Linked DNA regions of Homo sapiens: region 1 is linked to region 2. The links are chromatin loops, found by intact Hi-C in ENCODE. Cell type or tissue: GM12878. All regions are shown on one strand. Each heading gives the region's core, and the rest is flanking DNA. Links, peaks and the distances in the headings are about the cores only.

Region 1 (14,213 bases), core at 6,214-14,213, 82 kb after region 2:
GGTTCTCTGGAAGGACACTGAGCCTGGACTTTGGGGCAAGAGACCCAGAGCCCCTGGATGCTTGCGGCCTCAAGGCCCAACATGCAGCCAAGCAAAAGCTGGGGGCACAGGCAGGGGATCCCCTCTGGGGAGGATGCAGAAGCCGAGCCAGGCTGGGCCGAAGCTCCTTACCTGATCTGGTGTCCTCCTGTGCGATGGTACAAGAGCCTCAGGGCACATCTGGTCTCTGTGACACCCCCCGAGACACCCGGGGAATGTTCCCAATGACCACTGTTGGGCCACTGCCCGACCACGTCACGGTTGCCCCTGCCAGGACTCAGGCAAAACCCAGCTGTCCCTGGCGCTGTCTCCCAACAGCCCTGCAGGGCCCAGTGCTGGACCAGGGCCTTGTCTCCAGCCTCTCCCCCATGGGACTCTGGGGCCTTTGGGGGCCCTTGGGGGCCTTCCTGCACCCTCACACCTACTCATCTCTGGACTCAGCCTCAGTGTGAATGCTCACCTCGGGCTGAGCCAACCCCTCCAGACACGTTCTGCAGCTCGAGGAAGGAACTGCCCTTTGCAGCTGGGATCTGCCCGAGTTTCAGCAGCAGCCTTGAATTGTAATCCCGAGCGGCTGGCGAATAACACAGCACACAGCACTCGAGAGCCCAGGTGAGTCCTAAGTGGGGCTGGGCTATGGGATCTCTGGCTTCTGGGCCTTTCTCAGAACAGACCCTCCAGGCCACTCTCCCCTACATCCCCGGTTGCTGCACTGGGTGCAGGGGTCCAGAGCCAGGTCAGCTGCTGCCCAGGGAGAGGGCCAAGACTGCAGACCCCGCCAAGCCTGGGGGCAGCCTTCCTGACAACAGCACCATTTGCTGCTTGGGATCAGCCAGGCCGGCTCCCCGCAGATGGGAGGGCTGTGAGGTGAGCACCAGCGAGCCCCTGGAGGTGCCAGAAAATGCCAGTGTGGGCACCAGGGGGCTTCCTTGGGCTGGCATGTCAGGGGAAGCCCACTGGGGCGGCTCAGTGCCCATGATGGAAGCTCAAGTCCCACGGTGCTGCCCCAGGAGCTATACCCCAGTGAGGGTCGTTGGCTGGCGATGTGTCTGGCTGGCATGGGCTGCCTGGTAACGAGGGGGGCCCATGTGTGAGGAGCCTTAGGTAAGGATCCAGCTGGCACACCGAAGACCCCAGGCCAGGGGACACAGGCTGGGGGAGGGGGCTACAGAGACATGAACCCAAAAGAGAATGTCTGCTGACATCCCAACCCTGACAGATAACCAGCTGGGTGACAGGTGGGGGCTGTGCTCAGATCACCCTCCTCTGTCCTGTGCACATGTGTGGGTGCATGGGAGTCCATGCGTTGCTCCTGGCTTGCCCCCTCCTCTCCTCGGCCCAGCTTGTGGTGCTGCGCTGTGCATGGAGCTCGGTTTCTTAGCAAGTTCATGCCATGAGCCGCCAGCTAGGCTGAGGAGGAGTGGGTCTGGGTGCCACTGGGGCGGTCTGGGCTTCCCTCAGCTCCAGGGCTCTTGCCCTTGCTAGCATTGCTGTGATTCTCACCATTGCGCCCTGTTACAGAAGAGACAACTGAGGCATGGGGAGGTGATGGGACCCCCAGGGCCACCCGCAGGAGGTGGCCAGCCCAGCAGCCCTGCCCAGTCCCCCGCCGGCCTTGTGCTCCCATCTGGGCCCCTATCTGTAGTTTCCCCAGTTAACAAAATCACAACAGTCATTCCTGGTTGTTCTTGCTGAATTCTCTCCATTTGAGGAGCAGCATTTTGGGGTCTGTGTCCTAAATGGACCCAATCACAGGAGTCACCCAGGGCACTGGCTCAGCCCAAGACAACACCTTCCCCCATGTGGACACACACACATGGGGGAAAGAAAACCTTGCCAACCCGCCCTCTAGCAAAGGGGCCTGGACTCGCATTTTTAACAAGAACCAAGAGATCCCGTGGAGGAGGTAGTCCACAGGGGGAAAAACACCCTTGAGTCTCAAGTCCCCCGTGGCTCCCCAGCTCTGCCAGTGGCTGCATGGCGGGTGAGATGATGGTGGCTCTTGGGTCCCTCTGAGTCTTGCTGCCCAGGCTGGCACCGGCACATTTTGTCTTGGCTCCATGCTGTCGGGCCCTGAGCTGGGCACTGGGCTCCCTGAGTCTCGTGGGAGCTGTCTGGGTCCTGAAGCAAGTGGTGGCCCGAGCAGGGGAGGCGGTCCCCACCCTCGGGGACACTGTCTGCTCCGGCTGTGGGCTCCGGGGGCTGAGAGCTATTTCGGCTGCACTGGCCTCTCCACTCCTGCCAGGCTTCAGTGAGCTAAGATTGTGCCAAAGTCAACAGAACAGAAAAGAGAGGCTATGGCGCTCTGTCAGGGAGAAAGCCCAATTAGGAGGGGCTTGTGGGGGCAGGGCGGGAGTGCAGAGGGAGCCCCGGAACCTAGCCAGCCCACTGTGATGACAGGGCCTTCGACAGCAGCCCAGCACTTGGACTGTGCAGAACTGCGGAGATGGTGCTGTGAGCCTGGGGAGGGTGCCTTTCTCCCCAGGGGCCCGCATGGGGCCAAGTCTACCAGACTTCTGAGCCGGCATGTCTGGGTACAGGACCTGGCCCTGCAGAACTAGCCTGGGCATCAGAGCCCACCAGAGGTGACTGCCAGCGGCCAGGACCCACCACGGAGTCTCAGGGAGCAGCACACGGGTGGGGAGCGGGTGGAGGGCACACAACGCTGGTGGGGCATGGGCCTGGGCACCTCTCCAGCTGGACACTGCACATGACACCCCAGGCCAGGCCAGGGTCCCCTGACTCACAGACCCCAGGCACAGGGACATGCTGTTTTCCTTTTAGTCCAAGTGTACGGGGTGAGGAGCTGCAGCCCCCACCCTGAGGGCCTGCTCTGTTTAGAGGGGGTGCCAGGGTCCTGGGTCCCTCCCTCTGTTAGAGCTGTCTGGAAATCCTGAGTCGGGTAGGTGAGGTAGGAAAGGGAGACCTCCCCACCCACTGCCCTGCCTGAGCGGCTCCCACGGTCTAAACCCTGTCTTGGGGGTGGTTCCCAGGAGGAGGCAGCAGAGCCTGGTGAAAAGAGACCAGACAGTGTGGACCTCCCTGGCCCTGGGATCAACAGCCTCTCCTGGGCCCAGCTTCCCCAGGCCTGAGCTTGGGGTTGGAGGATCGGCAGGAGAGTGAGTCCATGAAGGCACCATCCCCACCCCTCAGCACCCTTTCCCTCCATGTCATCTCGGCCACCCATCTCAGAGCCCAGCTCAGCACCCGGGCCCTACTGGGCCACCCCGTCAGGCCCTGAGTCCCCATGGAGGGTTTGGAGGCTGGAGGCCGGTCAGCTGGGGAGGGGAAGGGCAGAGGAGCAGGGGTGAGCCACTTGGCTCAGGGCTGAGGACCTCTCGCACTCTGGCCACTGCAGAGGGTGTCCGGCTGGGGCAGGAGGGCTGTGGGAGAGAGATCACATCGTGTGTGGGAGGGGACAGTCCCCTCCTGCCCAGTCCCCTCCTGCCCAGTCCCCTCCCCACAAGGCCTTAGGGAAGGGTGGGGGTGCCACACACCATGGGCTGGTGCCCCCATCCTGGCTTTGCCTACCTAAGGCTCTGGGATTGGCAGGCATGGAGTTCCCCAGCCCTGAGCGTGGCAGGGGCAGGATGACAGACCCACGGTCCCCTAAGCCCTCCCTCCTCCACTTACACCCTCGCCCGCCAGACCCCAGTCATTCTCCTGCCCTCAGGGCCTGGATTCAGCCCCACCCCCAGCCTCCTTGTAAGCCCGGCCTTATTAGTGCTGCTTCACCCCGACTTTGCAAGTCAAATTCCGCATTACTGCGCTCCTGCTCTGTTTCCACCTTGATGCATGGAGAGCTGGAGAGCAGCTGGAGCAGAGAAGGCACTGCAATGAGGCGGCAACCCGTGCTGGCCAGGGGCCCCAGGGCCCAGAGCCAGGTGGGGTGGACCCCGAGGCCCTGTCTTTCCACAGGTGTCCAGGGTCACTCCCACCCCACCCTTGGCCTCCTGCTGGCTCAGCCCCACACCCCCACCAAAGGGCCAGGCTCCGGGTGAGTGATCCTCAGGGCCCCCGCACAGGCTGTTCCCTCTGCACACAGGCTATCCCTGCCTTCCTGTCCAGCCAGTGGGTGGGGAGAAGCGAGTCCCTCCTTTCAGGGATTCTCAGGAACCGAGTGGCTATCAGGGTATGCAGCTGTGATGCACGTGGCAGGAGAAGACCTCAGACGCCACAGCCTAGCTCTCTGTGGGGCAAGTGTGTCTCAGCCTCTCTCTGAGGAGAGGAGAGCCCCTGGACTGGAGGGTGCCCTGCTCAGCTCTGCCTGGGTATTCTGTGGCTTGCAGGGTGGAAGGTGAAGGGCTGCAGGCGCTGGCCTTCCCAGGCCCCCCACTGTCTGCCCAGCTTTTCCTTCTTTGGCAGCCCCAGTTCCTTCCTTATACCCAGTGGGACAGCAGGGCCCAGCCCTAGGGGCCGCAGGAGACAGACATGCCCCAACTGAGACAGACAATGGCCAGCATGGCAGGTGGCCCAGTCTCGGCCACCAGGACGTCCTAGGAGGTACGGCCCCTCAGCTAAGCTGGCTGTCCTTAGTGGCCCAGCTCTGGCTCTGGCTGGTCCTGTGAACTCAAGATGGCAGACACTGTTCCTGGTCTCAGGCCAGGTCTTGGGTGAAGAACGTTGGGTGTAGGACCCTGTACCTCTCCTCCTGGAACACCCCCAGTGGATGGCGAGGTCACTGAGGCTCCATCCAACGGGCAGCCTCCAGGGCAGCCCTCGCTCCTCCCTTGCCCTGGAGGTGGGCACGGGTCAGTGGAAGGATGGGACTGAGGGGCTGGGCCCTTCACCGACCCTGGAAGGTGGCTCCCTGTGGCCTTCCCTGCAGTTTCCTGGTCCACTGTGGTTCAGCCTAAGACACAGGTGAAGGCCTGGTTATCACTTGGCTGCTTTTGCCAAAAGAGTGGCTTCCAGTGAAATCCTTTGGCTGCCGAAAGGCAAAGTCACCCTCCCTCCCTGTGGCCCCAACACCTGCAGGGTTTGTCAGCAGAAGGTTTTCACGGTCCACTGGGCATTCGCGGGCCTTTGGCATCCTCGAGGGCCTGCCTTTGATTAGCACACACCCTTTGCTTGACCCAGAGGGTCCAGATGGCACTGGCTCCACGGCATGGCCTTGAGAATTGAGGCCGGCTTCGGCGAGGATGGTCCCACCTACTCTGGCCTTCAGGCCTTCACCAGGAGAGATTCAGGCTGCTGGCCCAGCCAGTCTCTGCAGGGACACCCCGGTGGGCCCAGGGAGGGACTGGGGTCAGCTGGGGCCCTGGACTTACAGTGGATCCCACTTCCCCCACGTCTTGCTTGGTTCTGGGCATAAGGGTCCTAGTTCTTAGGGCCTGGCCTGGCCCTCTCACTGCTCCCGGGAAACCTCGGGAAACATGGCAGGCTGTGTTCCCCATCCTCAGGCTCCCAAGTCGCTTCTGTCCAGTCCTCTGCTGGTATCTGTGACTCAGCACCATGACGGGGCCCTGTCCAGGGCGTCCTGGGCAGAAGGCTGCTCCGAGTGCACAGCGGGCACCCCCATGGACAGGCTGCGTCCATGTGCCACTCCTTGGCCGCCCTCTCTTCATCTGTAGTGATGACACAGTGACCCCCACCTGCAGGCCTGGTGGCACTGCTGTCACCAGGCACAGGGAGCCTGCCCCCAACCTGGGTGGTGTTGTGGGAGTGGCTGGGCAAGGAACGCTGCTATCCCTGCTGAGCTGGGTGGGCACTGATGGGCATGGGGACCTGGAGTGCTGACCCCTAGCCCTACTGTCGGCAGGCCACGCCTGCCCCTCTGGGGAACTGCTGTGTCCCCCTTGGCTGGCCTAGAAGTGCCTAGAAATGTCTTTTATGTGGGGAGTCGGTGGGTGAGGGCCCCACTGTCCCATCCCTTGAGGAAGGGAGGGCTCTGGGCAGGGTCTGCACCAATTCCCCAGTGCCTGCTGAGGCCTGTGGCTGCCTCAGGGACAGTGTCAGTCACCCCTTCACCCTGGCATAGGTGTCCTATTTCCAGAGTGTAGTGCTGGATGCTTCTGTTTGGCTGTGTTAATTGAGACCAGCTTTTACAGAATGAGCCTCTTGGGGTGGGAAAATCTGCACAGCCTTGGTGTTTAGGGTAACCTGAAAGTGGAGAGTGAGCCTGGGGTGCAGTCTCACTCCCCCATGCCCCTGGGCACAGCTACCCACAGGCCCACAGCAGGCAGGCAGGACTGATGCCATCCTCCAGATCCCCCGACCAGGCCCAGAGGTGGGGCCAGGAGAGATCTGGGGAGTTGGTGCCACCAGATTTCCCAACCATGACAGGATGTCGGGGGGTGGGGGGCAACAGCAGGACTGCCCCAGGCTGGGTCCCCACCCAAGTGAGGCTTGGTCGTGGCCTCATGGCCAGTTTGTCCCTCTGCGGATCTGGAGGGGTCCTCGGCTGCAGCAGGGGGCCCAGATGATCCTGACCTGGGGATGGGAAGGCCTCTGTCCGTGGTTCCCCAGCAGAGCGGGGCCTGTTGAGAGGAGCAGGGGATGGTCTGTTGAAGGAGTCGGTGAACGGAGAGGCATGCAGGGATGGATATGGACAGGGCGGGTGCTCAGACCCTACAGTCTGAGGTGGAGGGGTGGGGTTGGAGGCTGGAATGGCCGCGGGGGAGCCTAGAGGGGTAGGGCTGTGGCTCCACCACTGTTGGCTAAGGGACCTCAGGGAGGGCTTCAGAGGCTGGGGCCCTGGCTCCCAAGGCCTCAAGACCCTCCTGCTCCCCCTGAAGGTAGCAGTGACCGCCTCTCAGAAACCCCTGGCATCCCTGGAGGCTGCAGTCCCCCGCCCCGCCTCCACTCTTTCTCTCTGCTCTGTCATTTTTCAAAAATAATTGTGCAGCAGCACCAGGCTGTCTCTGTGCCCCTCCTGTAGGTTGCCCTACCCCACCAGGTCCCTGGCTCGGCGTCCCCAGACTCTGCCAGGCTGGCCTCACCGTGTGTATCGAGGTGTTCTCCCTGCAAGGTCTTCATCATTCCCCAATTGCTCGCATTTATTTTTCTCCTTCCTTGGTGAGTGGCCCTGCCAGCCTCAGCCTTGTCTCTCCTTGGTGAGCGTCATTAATGCAGCTTCCGCGCCACGATCAGAGGGGGCTGCCCCCACCCTGCCGGCCCTGCCGCTTCTCCTCTGCCCGCCTCGGGATGGATGTTCATTTATTGCCCATAAATCTCTGCACAGCCCTTTGTAAAGACAAATTGGAGGCCTCCTGTTCCCCGGTGTTGGTTGGGCCGATCGGTGGTGGGTTTAATTGGCCCTTCCCGTGGAGGCTGCCCCTGCAGGAGAGGCTCGTTGTGGGCTGGGCCAGATGCACTGCGTCTGCAGAAGGGGCCATTCTCTGCCCCTCATTTTGTCTAGCGTCTGAGGCTGGGCCATGTGCAGGGACAAAGTGTGGATCCTCCCTCGGGCTTCCAAAACATGGCCTCCCCGCATTCACGTGGCCTGGCAGCAGCCCAGGCCCAGGCAGGGCCCTCTCTCACCCAGGGGGTGATGCCTGCAGCTTCAACAGCAACCTCCAGGAAGGAGGCGCATGGGTTCGTTGAGGTGATACAGGAGTGGAAGAGCTTGGTCCCTTGAAATGAATGATAGGGAAAAGGGGAAGTGCTGCGTAGAGGAGGGTGTGATCCCTGGCTGGGGCTCCATCCCACAGACCTAGGTGAGGACAGGCATTTTTGCATTTCCCAAGACCACCCTGGCCTGCCACACCCCCATCCTATGACTATAAAAACTCGCGAGACCCTGGCAGGCACGCACAAGCTGCTGGACGTGGAGAGGAGCGGATTGGCAGAGGAGCACTCAGGCGGCTGGACGTCGAGAGGAACGCACTGACGGGCGCCGGCACCCCGGCAGGCTACCAACCGGCAGCAGAATGACCTGGAGTTTGGCTGGGGCAGCCAGAGGAGAGCCCGGGCCCGACTCCAGGGGAAAACCGTCCCACTCCATCTTCTTCTGCCTTCCCCCATCTGCTACCTCCACTCAATAAAACCTTGCACTCATTCTCCGAGCCCACGTGTGGTCCAATTCTTACACCAAGGCAAGAACCTTGGGATGCAGAAAGCCATCTGTCCTTGCGATAAGGCAGGGCTCTAACTGGGGTTTAATTGAGCTGAGTAACAGAAGCCACCGATAGAGTTAAACTAAAACAGCAAAACTAAAAGAGCACCCTGTAACACGCTCACTGGGGCTTCAGCTATAAACATTCACCCCTAGACACTGCCGTGGGGTTGGAGCTCCACAGCCTGCCCGTCTGTATGTTCCCCTAGAGATTTGAGCAGCAGGGCACTGAAGCAAGCCACAACCCCATTGCATGTACTGTGAGGGGAACAAGGGGACTTTTCCTGTTTCACCAGCACACAGCAGGTGCCTAATAAACGCACAGCGAACTGGTCAGAGAGAGAGGGACCCTCCACCGAGCCCAGCCACTGCACAGGCTGGGAGGGCAGGACTCCTGCCGAGCTTGGCACCCTTTCCTGCACCCAGGTGGCTGTGAGCCTGGCCCTGCCCCGGTCAGCAGGCCTGTGCTGACCCCACATGCAATCTGCTGTTGGTGCCAAGGAAGTGCTACCTGTGCAGCTCTCAGAATGTCAGGCTGGGTGCTCCTCCACTGAGGTCAGGGTCAAGAGACCCTAGGCCAGCTCTGGGGGGCCCACAGGGCGTGAGGGGGGTCCAGGCAGCCAGCCCGGCCCAGCCTGGTTCCACTGCTTACTGTGTGGCCTTGGGGGGCTCCCTTGGCTTTCTGGGGCCTGGGGAACCAGGCGCGAGCTTGGTCCTGTGGTCTGAATCCAAGAAGACAGGTTGTGGGTGGGGACATTTGGAGGGAGGGACAGCCTCGGCCTCAGCTTTGGGACCGTGTGGCAGAAGCACCCTGTCTGGCCCTCTATGAGCTCCTCCAGGGCTGGGCCCAAGCAGGGACCTCTTCTTCCATGAGGGTTTACTCATTCCTCAAAACAGGCACAAAAGCAGAGGGCTGTTGAGGGGTAGTGACCTGCCCCTGGCTCTGGCCATGCGGGTCTGGGCACTGTGGATCCACTCCATGGCCACCTGGCTGGGTGAGGACCAGCCTGGAGGATCAGGAAGAGCTTCTTGGAGAAGGGAGTGGTGTCAGAACTGAATACTGAGCAAAGAGGAAGGACCAAGAAGAAGATCCTAAGGAGTTCTGGGGCTGGGGGCTGGGGATTGGGAGCAAAAGGAGAGATGAGGCTGGACAGGTGCCTGTTCCTCCACCCACTGGCTCAGGACTCCAGGCATGGCCCAGCAAGGGTCCCCTGCCCCTGGGAGCAGGACTCCCCTGCAGCAGACAGAGGCAGGTGGGGAGTGCGACGCACCTGGAAGGGGCTTCCGGAGAGGTGTGCCCTGGCAGAGCCCCACCTCCCCCAGGAAAAGACAGTAGCACCAGGCCCCAGCCCTGGAGAAGCCTGACCAACCAGAGAAGTCCCACGGCCTCCTCCATGGAGTTTGGGGCTCCTCCTCTAGACCTGGGATTGGCACTTTGGGGTCAGGCCAGCTGCTGGGGAGCCCTGGGCCCCGACACATGCACCCTCCCAACAGGAGTGGGGCTCCGGGGGCCACTGGGCTCATGCCCATCGCAGCCACTCTCCAAGGCCTTGGCATAATGGGATCCTTGAGCTGCTGTGCCCGGCGGGGTGGGGGGGGATGGGCTGAGATACACCCTTTGCTGACAGTGGCCATTGCACTTTTCCCACCCAGGCCTCATGTGGGGAGCCCTGCCAAGCCCAGGCTGTGGTGTACACAGGGGCTGGGCTGCAGGGCAGGGCTCCGGAGCGGCCTAGCCCAGAGCAGGGTGGGAAAGGAGCCAGCTGGGGTCCAGGCAGAACAGAGGCCAAGGCCACCAGTGAGAAATCTGGGCATGAGGGTGGCCACCAGGCCGGCAACGTGGGGGAAATTGAGTTGAGGGCTGGGCCTCCTCACTGTGGCTGGAGGCGGCCCAAAGGCCAGCTGACCAGACACAGAGCTGCCTCAGTCACAGAGGTGCCACAGCTCAGGGTGCCACCCCGAGTGACATCCCTAGGCTGACTGACACAGTGGAGGGAATTGACACCCAGGGTCTTGTGATGTCCCCGGGCACTGGGATGGAGAAGCAGAGCAGCACTCTGGAGCACAAACACAGTTGGCAGCGAAGGGTCTGCTCCCGCGTGGCCTCGGGCCCAATCCTGCCTGACATGTTGCTTCATGTCTCTGGGCCTCCGTTTCCTCATCTGTGCCCTGGGGACATTAGCAGTGTCTTCCTGCGGGGATGTGAGTGTGAGGTGCCCTACCACCCCAGGGAGGCTGTGAGCTGCAGGCAGCCCGGCAGTGAGGAGCCCCCACCCCTGCCGCCGCCGCAGTGGCCCGCCCCGGGCCCCAGCTCACACCACAAACACTTGCCTCCCTCTCAACTTGTTTCCGGCATGTTCTCAGTCTCGCTGGATGTTAGTTTACCATCGGCTGCTGAACATTCGGCAGCTTCTATTATTTCAGAACTAATTTAAGGATTAAAAAGTAATTCTCCCAATTACTAGGCAAAGCCCTGGGCAGCCAGATAAACAGGGGGCAGGCGCTCCCATCCAAGGACAGGGCTGCTCCTGCAGCCCTGGGCAGACAGGTGTGCAGGGCAGCTCTGGTGCAGCTCAGCCCCCAGGGCCGCAGGGGTGGAGTCGGGGTGGTTGAGAGGAATCCCCAGGAGCAGCCCAGCCTGGGCCCGACATCTGAGGGTTGCTTGCCCCTATCCCCCACCCAGGTCGGCTACAGCCACCTAGTGGTGAGCCCAGCCCCAGCTGTCACCTCCACCAATTGTGCTGGGTGGTGCTGCCCTGGCTAGGCCTGCAACACAGGGACAGGCCCATGAGCTGTGAAGGATTCGGTCCACAGGGCCCCCTGGGGCTGGCCAGGCATCTTTGGACGGGGCCAGGAGAGTCTGTGGTAGACCAGCAGCCCGCATGGGGTGGGGGCCAGGATTTGATACCCTCAAGGCTGATTCACGCAGCTTTAATTAGCTTTCTGCACCTGCTCTGGGGTCTGGGTGATCAAGGCTGGACACCAGCTGCCACCCCCAACCCCTGCCTGGTCCAGCACCTGACCTCAGGGGCCCAGCCGGCCGGGGCTGGTCAGGCAGAGCTGGGGAGTGCCGGGGTCGGCGCAGGAAGGAGCTGAGTCCCTGGGCCCTGGCCCAACGCCCCGCCCACTCCGGGCCCCTCGTCAGCAGCGGCCGGCCGGTGAGCTCATCTCTTCCTGGGCTGTAAATATCACCCAAGTGCTCACGACTCCCAAATGTGTCCTCCAGCCGGGCCCCTCTGCTGAGCTCAGCCTGCACAGCCCACGCGACACCCCCGCCCAGATGTCTCCTGGGCCTCGACAAAGCGGCCGCTCCTCTCGGCGCCCCCACCTCAGGGACGGGCGCCCCGTGCCGGCTGCTCAGGCCTGGGAGCCCTGCCTGCCGCCTCCACCCCATGGGAGCGTCCATGCATCCTGCTGAGTCCAACTTAAAACTCGTCCACTTCCTTCCGGATCCTCTCACCCCGTCCTCAGGTCTGGTTGGACTGTGCCCAACTCCCCACCCCTGCCACTGCACAGGCCCCCACTGTGGCCTGGAGGGGAGGGTGCAGAGCCCTGAGGGCAGCTGGTGGTGACAGTCAGCCCCGAAGCTGGCCTGAGGGCGACAGGTGCCTGCTTCTTAGTTAGGAGTGGGCCCAGCAGAGGTAATGAACTCCTTGTCCTGGGAGGTGTGCAAGCTGAGGCAGGATCTGCTGTCCTTCCACAAGCCATTGAGGGCGCCAGCATCCACTGCAGTTGGGTCACTCAGGTGGGGCTCAAGGCTCTTTGGAAATGGGTGGCTTCGGTTTCCTGGCTCTGACTGCAAGGAGCCCCCAGCCTCAGCTGAGAGCACTAGCCCAGATCCAGCAGTTTAGCTGCCTCTTCTCAGGCATGACAGGGGCCACTTGGGAGAAAAACTGAATAAAACCCTGCCTATGCCAGTGCCCAGGCACAGCCTGGCAGAATCCTGGGCCTGGCTGTGGGGTCACAGAGACTGGGGGTGCCAGGGGTGCTGATGGTAGAGCTCCAGGCACAGGACAGAGACTGCACAACATTTTGACATCAGGCCATCCATGGAGAGGCCTCTGCTGGGGCTGCCAAGGGTCTCCTGGGCCCAGAGGGGCTGCAGAGGGAGCCCTGGGCAAACAGCACCCCACCCCGGCAGGGCTGCCCTGCCTGAGCTGCCCCCAGCCTTGGGGCAAGGCTGCCGGCCCTGGATCTCAGGTGAGCAGAGGGGCAAACTGCAGGTGGAGGTGTGCGCAGCCACACGGGGGGCCTCAGCACCTGTGGGCACAGGCACAGGGTCTCTCAGGAGAGACAGGACATGTGGGAGGACCCTGAGGAGGGTACAGGCCAGACAGGACCACTGCATCCTGGCTCTGCCCTGTGCTTGATGGGAGGGGTCTGAGCCTTGGGCCGCAGCACACGCACAGAGAAGCGGGCGGAGGAGCTGGGGCCTTGGCTGCTAAGCGCGTCCTCCCCGCTTCTTCTCCCTCCTTCTCCTCCCCCCAGGCTTCTGGAGCCCCGGCCGCCCCCACGACCATCTGGCTTCACCAGCAACGCTCCCCCACACCCTCCCCCACGTCACTGTTTTTCTCCCTCTCCCCCTCCCCAGCCACTGCCCTGGCGGGGAGGGGGCCCTTTCCTGGGAAGGCTTCCTGGCCACGTGGCCCTTCCCTTTTGTTTCTGAGTCCTCTTCGGCCCAGGCCGTGGGAAAGCGTGCCTGTGCATATTTCTGCCTGTGCATATTTTTGCCTGGATGCGTGTGCTGCTCTCGAGCCCCCGGTGCCTGCATGTGTGTGGACATGTGTTCCCTGCCCTGCTGTGTGTGCATGCGTGTATGCATACATGGGTGCAGGGACATGCAGACCCACCACGGCCTATGTTTGGGGTGTGGGCATGCTGTAAGTGGGGGTGCCCCAGACACGCATGTGGGGTCTAGTGTGACCACCAGCAGCGGTGTGAGGGTGCATACAGCCCCCACTGGGCCTTGAGGCCAGGCCTGACCCGCCCAACTCTCCTTCAGGGCCTTCCTCTCCTGCCACCCACCAGGGGTAGGAACAGGGTCCCTCATCCTCAGCCTCCTCCTGGGGGCTGCCCGGGCAGCCTGATTGGGGTGGGGGGCCCGAGAGCAACTGTCCCCACAGGGGCTGCTATGTCCAGACCCATGGACCTGGCATGTGCTCCATCAGCCAGGCTCAACGACGTCAGCCACCAAGCATGCTCCATCTGTGCGGCTGGGGGGCCAGGGGCACCTGACATTGGAGCTGCCCTTGGCCAAGGCTGTCCCACCTGTGGTGCCAGGCAACTCCCTTCCTCTGGGGGCCTTGTGATGGGGGAGAGGCTGCCCGTCCAGCACCCACCCCTGCTTCTCACCGCCCACAGCACCCTAGCCTGAGAGGCCACAGCTTAAGAAAAGAGCTCTTTATTCCACGTCGTCCGATATTTTTACACAAGTAAAATAAAATGCATATCTCTATATACCGCGATCTGGGTGGGAGGCGGCGTTCTGGAACAAACGCTGCCGCCGAACCCTGTAAACATGATGGGGTGGAGATGGGGGTGGCGGGCGGCAGGCGTCCATCAGGGAGGACCTGGCCTGGCCTGCCCCACGGGTCGGCCGCCCGGCTGGCTTGGCGGCGTGGAGAGAGACCCCGTATGTACACACACCTGGCTGCTGAGCACGCTCTTGTGTCCGCTGGGGGTCAGCAGGGCCCAAGCACTGTCCACAGCACCAGCGCCAGGCCCAGGGGGGTGAGGCTGCAGGTGAGGCTGGGTAGGGCACCTGAGCCTTCTGAGTCACCAGTCCCGCCACCCCCGCTGCCTGCCTGGCCCAGACGGCAGTGGCTGCGGGTGCGGTTCTTGCGTGAACAGCCTGGCCTCCGGCGAGGGCCCGAGGTGGGGAACCCTGGTGGCTCGGAGCCCTCGGGCCGCACTGCAGTGAGCGGGGGCTCAGCAGAGCCAGGCAGAGTCCCAAAGGGTGAGTCATTGATGTGCCGTGGGCCAGAGCCGTTGCCCGGCGGGCTGTCACCGGGCGGCACGCGTCCCTTCAGCGCATTGCCTGCCGAAGCTGGTCTTCCAGGCTCCAGTACTGAGGCCTTGTCAGCGGCATCTGGCTGGCAGCACTTGGGAAGCCCCAGCG
Region 2 (15,026 bases), core at 862-8,861:
TATAAAACAGATAATACACACACTCACAGTGTGGATTCAAAAAGTATCAAACAATAAAAATGGTGTCCAAGCTTTTCCCACCTTTATCTCCTGTCCCTGCAGACAGGAGCTTCCTCTTTAAGCTCCTAGAGGTGGGCTGCCGTCCCCTGCCCCTGGTTCACACAGAAGAGGTCATCCTGTAGCCCAGCTTTGCTTTTCACCTAATATATCTCTGAGGTTTTAAAACATTCTTTTCTAGCTATGTATTGAATATTTACATTATGCCAGATCCAGTACATGCCATTGTTATCCTCTGTTTTTTTTTTTTTTTTTGAGACGGAGTCTTGCTCTGTCGCCCAGGCTGGAGTGCAGTGGCGCAATCTCGGCTCACTGCAAGCTCCGCCTCCCAGGTTCACGCCATTCTCCTGCCTCAGCCTCCCGAGTAGCTGGGACTACAGGCGCCTGTCACCGCGCCCGGCTAATTTTTTTGTATTTTTAGTAGAGACGGGGTTTCACCGTGTTAGCCAGGATGGTCTCGATCTCCTGACCTCATGATCCACCCATCTCCACCTCCCAAAGTGCTGGGATTACAGGCGTGAGCCACCGCGCCTGGCCTGTTATCCTCTGTTTATGGGTGGGAAAGCTGAGGCAGGAAGCCCTTTAGTCACTTGCCGAAGGCCACGCTGTTAACGGTCGGACCAGATTTGGGTGGCGGAAGAGAACTCATCCGACAGTAGGGCCAGATTCACGCCCCAGGCCCGTTCCCTCCTGCTCCCTGGTGCTCCTCACACCATCGGCCCTGCTGCCCCTCACTGCCCCTGAGTCCCTGTGCCCGTGTCCTCCTTCTTGAACCCATCAGCCGTCAGTTAACCCTCAGAAAGCTGGCTCGGAGAAGTCCTCATATGGTAGGAAGAGCCCCGTTCCCTCCTCTCCCGGTGTCCTGGCCCCCCTGCAAGGTGACTTCACCTCCTACATCAAGAGGCGGGTACTGGTCTCCACCTCTGGGCTCTGGGCCGGCCTCGGATGCACTTGGCCAATGGGCTGCTCCTAAGCTGCTGTGGGCAGAGGTTGGCACGACACTTGTGCGCTGGGCCTGGACCTCTCTTGCTTGGCTCTGGGGACTGTCCTCCCTGCAGGAGGCCTGGGCTGGGCTGCAGGATGAGAGGCCATGGGTCAGGAGAGGCTTCTGTCGTCCCAGCCGGTCCCCAGCTGCCTAAAGATGGGTGGACAAGCCCAGCGAGGCCCCCAGAGAACCGGCCCATACGTTAGCCAAGTTGCCGGCCATGTACCATCGAGCCCCGGGCTGTCATGGTGGTTTTGCCACTGAGTTTTGGAGTGTGCTGTGACGTGGGAGGAGACATTGAGAGGCCTCACAAGCCTAGAAGCGTCTTACCCTGACCTCACACCTGCTGGACTTCGGGCTGGGAAGAGAACTGGGGCCGAGGGCGTTTTCCCACAGGACTGGAAGGCCGGTCGTGGTCCTTGGTGGTGAGAGCTGGCCAGGCTGCCAGCCTTCTCCCCGGAAGCCTGCAGGGTCCCCTCTGATCCCTGCGCCTCTGGGGGTCACACCAACTGTGGGTCTTTCCTTCCTCACCACGCTGGGCACTTGGTGAGCACATTCTGCCTTGAGACGGGGCATTTCTTTGATAACATTTCTTCTCATTTCCTGCTTGTTCTGGAACTCCTGTCAGTCAAATGTTGGGCCTTTTGAATTGATCCTGTGAGTCCTTCTTTCTACCTTTGCTTGTAGATAGACTTCCCTGAACCCAAACACAAACACTTTCTCTCTGCTTTTTAAAAAATTGGTTTTGGGGCCGGACGTAGTGGCTCACGCCTGTAGTCGCAGCACTTTGGGAGGCCAAGGCAGGCAGATCACTTGAGGTCAGGAGTTCTAGACCAGCCTAGCCAACATGGTGAAACCCCGTCTCTACTAAAAGTACAAAAATTTGCTGGACGTGGTGGTGTGCGGATGTAATCCCAGCTACTCGGGAGGCTGAGGCAGGAGACTGGCTTGAACCTGGAAGGCGGAGGTTGCAGTGAGCCGAGATCAAGCCACTGCCCTCCAGCCTGGGTGACAGAGCCAGACTCTGTTTTAAAATAAATAAATAAATAAAAATAAAAAATTGGTTTTGGATTTTAGCAGTCCTGTTTTTCATTTCCAAGACATTTCCATTGTTCCCTGAGCTCCCCTCTTCTTGTTCCAGAGAATTCTGTTCTGCTCTTAGGGATAAAGTGGCTTTGGGGGGAGGCGAATCTTTTGCTTTCTGCATTTTCTCTCTTGCGGTTCTTTTTTGTTTGTTTAGTCTTGGAGCTTCACATGAGACTCAGTGCTCAAATGTCTGGCTTTTCTTTCTTTTCAATCCCTGTTTATAGGGGAGACAGGCAGAGCTGCCGGGCACTCCTCTTTCCTTGTTAACTTGAGGAAGCCGGACAGCCAGGTCTTGGAAGGGAGGCCTCCTGCCTCCAGGCGGCATCTCGGGCTGCAGGGCTGTGGTCTGGAGTGCGGACAGTACCAGCTCCCACTGCTGTCCTGCCATGCTTGTTCGCAGTACTCGTCTCCTCACACCAGTGACGAGGCCACTGCTTGCCAGCCGCTTGCCTTCTTCCCGCCAGGCTGTCCTGCTACGTCAGCCTCCGCTCTCCACCTCAAGAAGTGTCTCGAAATATCTTCTCTGCAGATGACCTCTCTCCTGTTCTCAGTGCCACGTGGGGCCTCCCCAGCAGAGGCGGCTGGACACCTGGCCCTGGCTGCTGGAGGTTGTTTAGCTGCCAGAGGGTGGCGGTAGCCTCCAGGACCCTCCCCTGGCCTCTGCCCTGTTCATCCTTTGCCGGAATGTCATGGGTTTCAGGATGTGCTGAGCTCCGAAACCCCATGGGGCAACTTGGGATGGGGGCTAAGGAAGGCCTCTTGGAGGAGCCCTGAGGCGAGGTGGCCCTGGGGTGGGGTGGAGGAGGCCCTGAGCAGCAGGGGAGGGGGTTGCACCCTGCTCTCTGTGTCCCTGAGTGAATGGGGCAGGGGCTGCACCCTGCTCTCTGCGTCTCTGAGTGAGTGGGGCGGGGGCTGCACCCTGCTCTGTGTGTCCCTGAGTGAGTGGGGCAGGGGCTGCCCCCTGCTCTCTGCATCTCTGAGTGGGATGGGGGCTGCCCCCTGCTCTCTGCGTCCCTGAGTGAGTGGGGCGGGGGCTGCCCCCTGCTCTCTGTGTCCCTGAGTGGGGTGGGGGCTGCCCTCTGCTCTCTGTGTCCTTGAGTGAGTGGGGTGGGAGCTGCACCCTGCTCTCTGTGTCCCTGAATGAGTGGGGTGGGGGCTGCACCTGCTCTGTGTGTCCCCAGCCTGCTAAGTGCCCCACAGGGGCCAGGATGCTGAGGAGTGAGAGGTCTTCACAGAGACAGGTGGCTCCTGTAATAAGGAAGACAACACTGGCTTCCTGGGCGAACAGCAGGGCGGGGTCCTTAGGTCCCACTGTAGGTGCCCAGGCCCGGATGAGATTCCCCAGTGGCCCTGAGGGGGCGCCCGGGACACCCTGGATGGCCCAGTGTCCTCCCGTCACCCTCGCCCCTGGGCACCATCCTCCTTGGCCTGGAAACCCCAAGCTCCCTGACGCCCCCGCCCCTCTCCCCGGGCCTGTGCCGGGGAAGGATACTGCTGCTCCGTCAGTCAGCCATAGAGCCCCTCCTCCCCCAGCCCCTCTCACCCCTCCCTGTGGTCCTTGCCAATCGCCCTGAGCCCGAAAAGGTGGGAGATTCTTGGAGAGATGGGGCCCTGGATCCCCGGCCCTGGATCCCCATCCCTGGGGTCCCCCACTCACGGGGTCAGATACGCTAACAAAGGCCAAGCGCCCTGCCAAGCGGTGTCCTGGATTGGGGTGGGCGTGGGGGTTCGCCTCAGGTCCAGGCTCCGGGATGTCGTGCAGGACAGGGCGCGGTTGCGGCGGGGGCACTGGCTGGAAGCCGGAACTCCCGGCCTCGAGGGCGGAAAGTGTGGCCAGCGCAGCGTGCTGGGGGGGCCATGGCCCCGTTGCCAGGCAGCGCCTCCCTGGACGCCAGTTGCCATGGAAGCCGCTTCCTGCCCATGTTGCCAGGGCGTCCAGATGGCCTCGAGGAGCCTGGTTCAGAGGGGCCGCCCTATGCCCTTGCCCCTCCTCCGCTGCCCAGGGATGGGCTGGGAGGACAAAGAGGAGGAGAGGCTGGGACTCCCAGCATGGAGATCCGAGTCCTTCCTGCTGGAGCCAGGCTGCGGCCCAGGGCAGGGGCCAGATGGGGCTGTTCTGCTGTCTGCACCGCGGACTTGATGTTCATACCCCAAGCTCATTTTATTTATTTTCTATTTTTATTAAGAAAGAGTCTCACTCTGTTGCCCAGGCTGGAGTGCAGTGGCGCGATCACAGCTCACTGAAGCCTCCAGTTGGGCTCAAGGGATCCTCCCACCTCAGCCTCCCGTGTATTGGGGACCACAGGTATGTGCCACCATGCCCAGATAATTCTTTATTGTTTTATTTTTGTAGAGACTGGGTCTCGCTATGTTGCCCAGGCTGGTCTTGAACTCCTGGCTCAAGTGATCTGCCCGCCTCAGCCTCTCAAAATGCTAGGATTACAGGTGTGAGACACCTCGCCTGTGCTTGGCTGCTCCCGAGCATATCTCAGAAGCCAGGAAACAGGCCCTGAATGGATGGAGCTCGGGGTCACTGGGCCAGCCACAGCCCTCAGAGGACCCCATCTCTGTGCCCTCTAACCTGGGCTCCTGGCCCACACCCACCCAGGCTGCCTGTCAGGATCTGCTCCCTCTCCAGCCCTCAGAGCTGCCCTATGTGGAGGGTTGGGGGTCCCAGAAAACCTGGGAGAAACGGGTCCTGGAAACAGGGTCGGGGGGAAGGGCAGAGTGCTGGGGATGCTGGGCCCACGACCTCCCTGTCCCTGGGGCTTCCCCATGTCAGAGGTGAGGCTCAGAGAGGTAAGGGCGCACCCTTTGTCTGCCCCCTCCCCAGCATGGCCAAGTCGCTCCCAGGGTGCAGGCGATGGCAGGCCATTTGTCTCCCTCCTGGGTGAGTCTCTGGACATGGATTCTCACATTTTTTATTTAAGAATCAGAGAGATATAAGAATGTCAAGGAAAAATCCTCTCATGGACAATGCAGCCCCAGTAAATGACTGTCAGCCGGCGTGTCCAGGGCTTCAAGGCCCCAGGAAGTGGCCATGCTGGGGCTGCCAGGCCTCTGGCTCCAGGGTCACTGGGGCTGAACTGTCTGCCCAGGCCCGGAGACACCCTGCCCCTGAGGAGCCCACCGGCTTGGCCAGTCCATCTTCTTGGCACTCCCTGACCACCACTTACCTTCTAGTCGGACAGTGGAGCCTGGGGGGACAGCGTGGCAGAGTGCCTGATGGTCGGTGACAAAGTCATCTCCAAAGTCCTTGCTGGGGCCAAGAGCCAGGACTCCTTGCCCGTCCCCGTCACTGCCCTGTGCCCGCCCAGCACCTGCTGGGGACTAGGCTGCCCATTGGAGAAGGAAACACAGTGCTGGGCTGTGAGCTCCTGAAGCCTGTCTCTGTGCCCCAGGACCAGGCTCCTGGGTGGAGGGAGAGACCAGGGGCAGGTGAGGAAAGGCAGGGCCCCCAGAATCCCTCCATGCCTGCCCCTCAGTCTCCAGGACTTATGTGCAGGTACCGTTTGGAGCTGTGGTGCAGTTCCCAGTCTCACCACCAGATGGCACCATGCCCCTGCAGAAGCAGTGCCCAGAGCAGGCCAGGTGGTTCTCGGGGGCTGCGGTGGAGGAATCCACCCAGCCGAAGCTCTGGCAGGGAAGGGGCAGTGCTAGGGGGAGCCCCCTCCCCACTTGGATCCGAAGTTCCCATGGGGCCTAGGGCAGGGGCTTGCCAGGTAGCCAGAAGTTCCCTTGCTGAGTCTAGGGTGTCTATCCCACATTTCACATGGAGACGAATCATCCCAGACACCCCGGCACTGTCCCGGGGCCGTTTGCCACCCCTCCCAAGGGGCAGGGCTCCTGTCTTGGGGCCTTCCCAAGCATAGTAGCCTTCGGGCAGCCCCGGCCTGGCCCCAGGTTGTCCCACTTGTCAGTGGGCAGCTGGGGCTGGGGGAGGGGTCCCAGCTCCTGTCCAAGGTCACCATTGCCCCTGACCAGGGTGTGGCAGCTGCTGTGGCCTGGGTCAGTGAGGCCGTGGACGGAGGGTGGCCTGGGTGTAGGCACTGCTCTCAGCTAAGAGAGAGCCCATCTGGAGGAAGAACCAGGAACCAGAGGGATGGCCGGGTTCCCAGCGTGCAGGAGGCCAGCTTAAGTTCAGTAGGGTCCCCCTGCAGGGACTCCAAGAGGCAAACCACATGGAGAGTCACCTGAGAGGGAATGATGGAGGCTGGGGAGGTGGAGCCCCCACCTCCAACTGCTGCCTCGGCCCCCACAGCAGGGGAGGGCGGGAGGCTGGCACTGGCACTGCCCTGGGAGATGCCACCTGGGCCTTGGTCTGGGGAGGAGGGCTGGCCAGGAGGCTGGGTACGGCTACTGCTCTGGAGTGACCGAACCATTTCCACCCTGCTTGCCTTATTCTTCTCATGAGGGCCTCAAGGGGACACACCAGAGGTTTACTGGGGACATGGCAGGGGAGGGATCTCAGTGCTGGCCTTCTGGGGCCCTGCGTCCACTCCGCCCCTTTCTGACCTGGGCTGGGGCCTCTGCCCTCCCCGGGGCCTGGAGACAGAGCCCTTTTGGAGGCCCTCAGGCTTGACAAGCCTACTTCTTAGAGCCAGGCTGTGGGCTGGGCTGTATCCTGGTGGGATGAGGGATCTGGGGCTTGGGTGGGAGTGGGGCTGGGAGCAGGTGGAAGTTGGTGCCTCAGGCTCTGAGGAATGGGCCTGGGATGGCTGCAAAGTGGAGGAGAGGCTCTCTCAACCCTGGGCTTTGGGGTCTGAGCCCAGCCCTGTCCTCAGGCAGTCTGCCCCTGCAGCCCCGCATTGCCATGTTGGTTGGAGTTGCGATGAGAGGTGCTGGGGCCTCCCTTGCCTCTGCCCAGCACAGCTGAGAAGTTACGTGCTGCTGCCCAACTGTGGGGGTTTCAAACCCCGCTGGAGCCTCCAGGTGGGCCCTTGGGCAGCAGGGCCTTGTGGCGGGAGGAGGGGACCCTGGGAAGTCAGGGACCAGGCGGGGGAGGGAGAGAAGGTGGGAGCACAGTTGTGGGTGTGGGTACCCGCCCCTTCCTGAACTGTGTTCCTCCCGGCCCACCTGACTCTAGTCCTCTGTGCCGGCTGCCAGGGGATACCCGAGGCCACCTGCGTCCCCAAAAGAAGGTCTCACCTTCAGAGCCAGCCTTTGAGGCTCCTGGGTGACCTCAGCCTGTTACCCTTGACCCTGAGTTCACCTAGATCAAGTGGGAGGCCGCTCTTTGGGCCTCAGTTCTCCCATCCTCAGGGAGTAGGTCCTCTGTCCCCTGACAGCACCCCTCCTCGCTGTGCCACCACCACTGCCAGGGTTCTGATCTGTGGATGTTCCCCAGGGGGTGGCTCTGGGCTCTCAGGCAACCGGCTACTGTGGATGGTGGTTTGCACGAGAATAGTGTCACTCTTGGGTCCTTTGCTTGAAGTTGGCTCTGCTGAGTGCAGCCTGCAGACATTTTCAGGAAACTGAATCCACAGGCTGGAGCCTTCTGCTTCCCCACAACCCAAACGGCCCCCAGCCAGCCAAACAGCCACGAGAACCCAGCTGCTAGCAACTGCCAGCAGGAAACCCACTACCAGCCGCTCACAGATGGACAGCCCATCCCAGGAGCTGGCCCCACCTCCCCGCCCCTCTGCTGACCAACCCAGCAGCTCCTTGGGTGGGTGTGGCCACCCTGCTGCCCCAACCTGCTCCCGGACCCTGTGCCAGGAGGTGCTTCGCCTCAGCGGGGCCTTGCCTCCCCCAGAGCCGCTCTGCTGCCTGACCTTGCAATGTCATGGGTCCTCTGGGCACTGGCGCAGTTGGGTGGGATCAGCTTTGGCCAGCAGGTGGGGGGCAGGTGGGTAAATCCTCCCTCTCTGCCATCTCCGCTTCCTTCCTCCTGCCCGGCTTCCCTGCCTTTTTCCTACTCTGGCTCCAGGGTTGCACTGCTCAGAAAGCTGTTGCTGCCTGGCCAGCACGCAGGCCTGATTTTCCTGGGAGCCTGGACTAAGACCCTGACCAGTCCTCCCACCCACCACCCACACCACCACCCAGCTAGCCAGCAGCTAGGCCAGGAGTGATCAGGAGGGGGCCCAACCGACCACCCACCCGGCGTCTCCAGCCGGCCAACTCTGCCCACTCAGGGCCGTGAGCTGGAGGTGCCAGGAGCCTCCCGGGAGGCAGTGTGAGGCATTCTTCTTAGTAAGTCCCGCATCGATGATAAAGGGCAGTATCAGCCCCTCTCTGATGCGCAGTGAGCGGCTCACCATACAGGGGAGGCGTTTAATTTATCTCGGGAACTGGGCGCAAGTTATAAAAATGGTAATTTCTTGGAGATTCAATTACATGTTTTCATTGTTACCCTCGATAATCAAGGAAACGATTTTTTATAAAAGGCTGTGGGATGATACTGATCTCAGGAGAGGATCTGGGCCGGGTGGGGGCTTTGGGGACGAAGAGGAGGGCAGTGTCTGCTGGGGGCAGGCAGGGCAAGTGGAGCTGGGCCGGCCGGCCCACCAGCTCCTGCAGCCCACCAGTTCCTCCAGCTCCTCCAGCCCTCCAGTTCCTCTAGCTCTCCAGCTCCTCCAGCCCACCAGTTCCTCCAGCCCTCCAGCTCCTCCGGCCCTCCAGCTCCTCCAGCCCACCAGCTCCTCTAGCCCTTCAGCTTCTCTGGCCCACCAGTTCCTCCAGCCCTCCAGCTCCTTCAGCCCTCTCTGGCCTCAGTCTTCCCATCTGCCGACGGGCCCATCTCTGGTAGGGAGGGTCTGCGTTTTGGCATGAGGGCTGATGAAGTGAGGCGTGACTCCTGGGCCGTGAGGGTGGCTGCGTCCCTGCCCCTCCCTTCCTGGTGCCCGAGCAGTCTCGTCCATCTCCTGAGGGCTCTGCAGGGAATAGAGAGGGGTTCCTGGTGGAGTGTGGACCTGATTTTTTCCCCAAGTGATGTCTTGGCTCTAAATAACATCTCCAGGATTAATGATGCCGGCCCCCAACAGCACCAGGTGATTGGAAAAAGGGTTTTATGGCCCCGTGGGTGAAATTGAACTTGCATCTGAGGTGTATTTCCAAGATGGGATTTTCCTCCCTGGCAGAGGCGGCACATTTCACGCTAATGATAATGGCAGCTCCTCGACATTCATCACCTATAGTTGGGGGGACACCCGTCTGGGGCACAGGGGCAGGGTGTCCCTGGGGTAACCTCCAGGTCTCCTAATCTCAGCAGACTCTGGGGGGCTGGTTCTAGGAGATGCGCCCTCACCCAGTGCAGGGCCAGGGAAGGGGGAGGCAGGAGCCCCCAGGGGATGAACGAGCTCTAGCTGGGCTGCACCAGGGAGGAGGCTGGAAGGAGGCCCCAGGCTGAGGGTAGGACCCGGCTAGTGCTTGCCCAGGGACCCACAGGCCCCTTGCTGAGCAGACTCCAGCGAGGGGCCTGGCCCATCTTGTTGCAAAGGGCTAGAGTCCTGGGCTGAGCTGGGCAGTTGACCTTGGATCTGACTCTGTCTCCCCTGAAAGCTGTTCCACCCCAATGCAGGCTCCTGCAGCCTAGCACAGCGCCCAGCCAGGATGGGCAGGAGGAAGCCCTTCTTCCGACGGGCTGTCACCGCGCCCTGCCTGAGGGGCCTCAAGCCCCAGGGCTCTTGTCTCAGAACTGGGCCGTGGAGATTCAGGAACTATGGGAGTTTGGGGGATCTTGGTGGCTGAGGGCTGTGCTCATGGAGGACTCCTTGAGTTCAGAAGATGAGGCCCACCTTCTGCATAGCCAATAGGTCATTGTCACAGGGACACTGACCACCAGCACCAACCTCCATCCCCCGGCACCTGCCTTTATCACCCATTTCCCAGGTGAGGACAGGGGCTCAAAGAGGGGCAGGGTTCCTCTGAGGTAACACAGCAGGTGAGCAACAGAGCCAGTGAGGGCCTGGGGGTGTCCTGCCACGGGCTGAGGTGTGCCCACATGCAGGAATCCAGGGGTCCGTGGGCCAGGACACTGCCAAGAGTTGGGGGCTGGGGGAGGGAAGGGGGCATTGCCAATGCTGCAGCCCCTGCCCTGGGGGGTAGGAGGGAGATGCCCCTCCGGGGGCCCAAGGGCAGGGTGGGCCCATGCTGTTCCCTCCCACCTGCCACGGGTGAACCTGACAGGAGTGGGGATGGAGCCTGGCATCCCGAGGGAACCTCCTGGAGTAATCACTCCACATGCTCGCGGTAAATACTGGGCCCTTCTTCCCCTCCCAGTAATTGAACTTATTTACTTTTAACTAAGATTAAATGTTCTCTGCGAGCTCAAGATACTGACTGCCCTGTCAGGCTCAGTCCACGCTCTGCTCTTCCTGCCTCTGGGGACCAACCCCAGGCAGGGAGGGACCAGGCAGCCCTGGAGAAGCACAGAAATTGTTTTTCCAGGAAACTCTGGGTGGATAATCCACTTACATCATCACCACTGTCACCATGAGCATGGCCATAACCACCATCATGGTCAGCTCCACCAGCATCACCACCACCACCACCACCATCACCATCACTGCCACCACCACCGCCACCATGACTACCACCACCATCACCACCACCACCACCATCACTACCACCACCACCATCACTACCACCACCACCACCACGATCACTACCACCACCACCACCATCACCATCACTACCACCACCACCACCATCACCATCACCACCACCATCACTACCACCACCACCACCACCACCATCACCATCACTACCACCACCATCACTACCACCACCACCACCACCACCACCATCACTACAACCACTACCACCACCACCACCATCACTACGACCACCACCATAACCATCACTACCACCATCACCACCACCACCATCACCATCACCACCACCATCACCATCACTACCACCACCACCACCACCACCATCACTACCACCACCACCATCACTACCACCATCACCATCACTACCACCACCACCACCACCACCATCACTACCACCACCACCACCACCATCATCACCACCACCACCACCACCACCACCATCACTACCACCACCACCACCATCACTACCACTACCACCACCATCACTGCCACCACCACCACCACCACCATCACTACCACCACCACCACCATCACTGCCACCACCACCACCACCACCATCACTACCACCACCACCATCACCACCACCACCACCATCACTACCACCACCACCACCACCATCACTACCACCACCACCACCACCATCACTACCACCACCACCATCACCACCACCACCACCATCACTACCACCACCACCACCACCACCATCACTACCACCACCACCACCACCATCACTACCACCACCACCACCATCACTACCACCACCACCACCACCACCATCACTACCACCACCACCACCATCACCATCACTACCACCATCACCACCACCACCACCATCACCACCACCACCATCACCATCACTACCACCACCACCATCACCACCACCACCACCATCACTACCACCACCACCACCACCACCACCATCACTACCACCACCACCACCACCATCACTACCACCACCACCACCATCACTACCACCACCACCACCACCATCACTACCACCACCACCACCATCACCATCACTACCACCATCACCACCACCACCACCATCACCACCACCACCATCACCATCACTACCACCACCACCACCACCATCACTACCACCATCACCACCATCACCACCACCATCACTACAACCACCATCACTACCACCATCACCACTACCACCATCACTACCACCACCACCACCACCATCACCATCACTTCCACCACCACCACCACCACCATCACTACCACCACCACCACCACCATCACCATCACTTCCACCACCACCACCACCACCATCACTACCACCACCACCACCACCATCACCATCACTTCCACCACCACCACCACCACCATCACTACCACCACTACCACCAGGACCACCATCACTACCACCACCACCACCACCATCACTACCACCATCACCACCACCACCACCACCATCACTACCACCACCACCACCACCATCACTACCACCACCACCATCACCATCACCACCACCACCACCACCACCATCACTACCACCACCACCACCATCACCATCACCACCACCACCACCATCACTACCACCACCACCACCACCATCACTACCACCACCACCATCACCATCACTTCCACCACCACCACTGCCATCACTACCACCACCACCACCATCACCATCACTACCACCACCCCACCACTACCACCATCACCACCACCACCACCATCACTACCACCACCACCACCACCATCACTACCACCACCACCATCACCATCACTTCCACCACCACCACTGCCATCACTACCACCACCACCACCATCACCATCACTACCACCACCACCACCACCATCACCATCACTACCACCACCACCACCACCACCATCACTACCACCACCACCACCATCACTACCACCACCACCATCACTACCACCATCACCACCATCACTATCCCCACCATCACTACCACTGCCACCACCACCACCATCACTACCACCACCACCACCATCACTACCACCACTACCACCACCACCACCATCACCACCACCACCACCATCACTACCACCACCACCACCAGCACCACCACCATCACTACCACCATCACCACCACAACCACCATCACCACCACCATCATCAGAACCACCACCATCACCATCACTACCACCACCACCACCATCACCACCACCACCATCACCATCACTATCACCACCACCATCACCATCGTTACCATCACCATCACCATCACCACCACCACCACCATCACCATCACTATCACCACCACCATCACCATCGTTACCATCACCATCACCATCACCATCACCATCACCATCACCACACCTCCATCACTATGGTCGCTGTGACTGAGCCCATCCTCACTACTGTCATCAGCACTGTCACAGCACCATGCTGACAAGCCCACAGTGGGTTTGAGGGCTGCCATTGCTTGGGACTAGTTCCTCAGGCACAGGAGGCTCCACGCTGGTCTGATTGCATTGGAGGGGATGCCTGACAAAGGTCTTTATGGGGTGTGCATTGTGGAGTGGGGAGGGGGAGGCTCAGGGAGGTCTCGAGGACTTCATGCCGTGGGCATTCTCCCCGGCCCCCTTCTGTCTCAGCAGCTCCCCACGCTTCTTGACTGAGCTGGAGCAGAGGAAGCAGGCAGGGGTGGGAGGAGGGGCAGGGGCAGGAGAAGGGGCAGGGGCAGCCACAACCACCTCCACTTAGGTTGGAGCACAGCCTCCTGGCCTCCCTAAAGTGAAGGGCCACCCAGAGGAGGCACCTAACCATTCTCCCCTCCGGACTCCACCCAGTGCTTGGATAGCCAGCGGGGCAGCTTGGGGTCGGGGCTGGGCACTCAGCCAAAGGGGCTGGAGAGCATGCCGTGTGCAGAGCCTGCTCCCATGAGGTGGTGAGAGCCTGCTGCACTGGTCTCCTGCCCCGAGCCTTGGCTTGCTCATCTATGAACGGGTGACGTGGTGCCTGCTGCACAGCAGGCCACAAGAGCAGAGCGACAGGACACAGTGAGGGGCGGTAAGGTGCTGCCTGGTAAGAGAGCTGTGGGCTGGCCTCAAGGGGTAGCCTGTGTCCTCTTGCTGAGAATAGTGGGAAGCGAGCTGCGAGCTTGGGCCCACAGTGGTGGTCTTAGGCTGCCGTGGTCACATAACGCCACCTCCCAGTGCCTGCGGCACCACCCCTGGGCTCCGCAGCCCCAGCCAGCCGTCCATGTGGCCCATCCTGTCCTCTCCAGGCCTGTCTGTGTGCACCCAGTGGAGGGTCTCCTGTCTCCTGTGGCTCCCTGAGGCTGCTGGTCACAGAGCTGATGAGGACACTAGAGACCGCTGCGGGGCTGGGCGGGGGCCCTGTGGGAGCGCAGCAGCCTGGGATCTGCAGCTGGGGCTGACCTAGCACAGCAGGCCACTGATGCCACCTCTCAAGTGGCAGGGGCTTCACAGCCTCCCACTGCAATCCCGGCAGGCCTCGGTGCCAGGGCGGCCCCATCCTGGGGGCCACTGAGGACCTGCATCGGCCACAGGGCTCGTGAGCATGGGCACCCCAGGGCTCAGTGGGGGCAGCTAGAGGGAGGGTTCAGTCACCTAGGCCTGCCCAGAGCCCTGCTCAGGGCCCAGGATGAACTGATGGGGGCAACCTGCAGGCGGTGCCAGCGAGAGTGGGCGCTCCCCACAACAGGGGAGCCACAGCCAGCCTCACCGAGAGCAGGGAGGGAATGTGTGGAGATGCAGGAAACCTCTGCCACGTCCAGGAAATATTATTAACAATTAAAAATTTTAAATCTTGGTAACATTCCCGATGGCCAGATAATTAATATAAGAGCAGATAATAATTACTCAATGATTAATAACTGCACTGAATAGTTTTCAAAGTAATTGTGATAAAGAGAATGTTAAATGAAAACCCATCAAAGTTGCTGATGCCCTGCACAGCGAGGGCACCTTAGTGCTGGGGGTGGCCATGTCGACTGGGCTGAGACTGGCCCCCCGGGCCCACTGTGTCCTGGTGGCACGTATGGAGTGTGAGGACCACCTCCCCAACACACACGGGGTGAGGACCCTGCACGCACATGCAAAGGCAGGGGTCTCTCTTAGTATTGGGGCAGGTGGGCAGAACCTGTCTCTCTTCCTGCCTCACTGGGATTGTGGATGACCATGGGGTTGGCTCAGGAGTCTGCCCTGTGCCTGCAGATGTTCTGGATATCTGGGCTAGTGTTGGGGGGTATTATCTGACCCATGGACCAGTCTCTGGTTCTTCTATTGCCCCAGCCACTCCAGGCCTTTGGTGAACCCCCTCTACCATTCAACTTGACCTGCCATGTTCCTGAGATCTAGCCCAGGGCTACTCCATCCACCAATTCTCACTAAAGTGTGAG

Evidence for each region. A loop is a pair of places that touch in the nucleus more often than their neighbours do. Peaks named below come from ENCODE experiments on the same cell type or tissue, not always from the same donor. Only the 100,000 strongest peaks of a DNase experiment are listed, where the experiment ranks them.
Region 1: a loop joins it to region 2, with 5 times the contacts of the local background. A loop is called at or near these places in 17 of 110 quality-filtered maps.

What each region holds. Positions count from the first base shown.
Region 1 is chr22:20,227,935-20,242,147 of GRCh38, forward strand. RTN4R (reticulon 4 receptor) reads right to left here. Exons shown (of 2, transcript NM_023004.6): 2 at 13,481-14,213. The coding sequence ends at 13,777. LOC105372863 (a long non-coding RNA gene) reads left to right here. Exons shown (of 2, transcript XR_007068009.1): 2 at 481-8,045. Among named protein-coding and RNA genes, the nearest start is that of MIR1286, 14 kb to the right of the region's middle. RefSeq lists silencers at 3,024-3,179, 10,278-10,427, 10,612-10,906, 11,118-11,177 and enhancers at 3,055-3,848, 10,036-10,628. In GM12878, for the core only: a CTCF peak has its summit at 10,798 (motif pointing left); no DNase peak of the experiment used is centred there; H3K27ac peaks cover 643 bases.
Region 2 is chr22:20,151,501-20,166,526 of GRCh38, forward strand. No RefSeq gene overlaps it. Among named protein-coding and RNA genes, the nearest start is that of CCDC188, 8.0 kb to the left of the region's middle. RefSeq lists a silencer at 3,886-4,180 and an insulator at 5,540-5,777. In GM12878, for the core only: a CTCF peak has its summit at 5,678 (motif pointing right); a DNase peak (open chromatin) is centred at 5,701; H3K27me3 peaks cover 133 bases.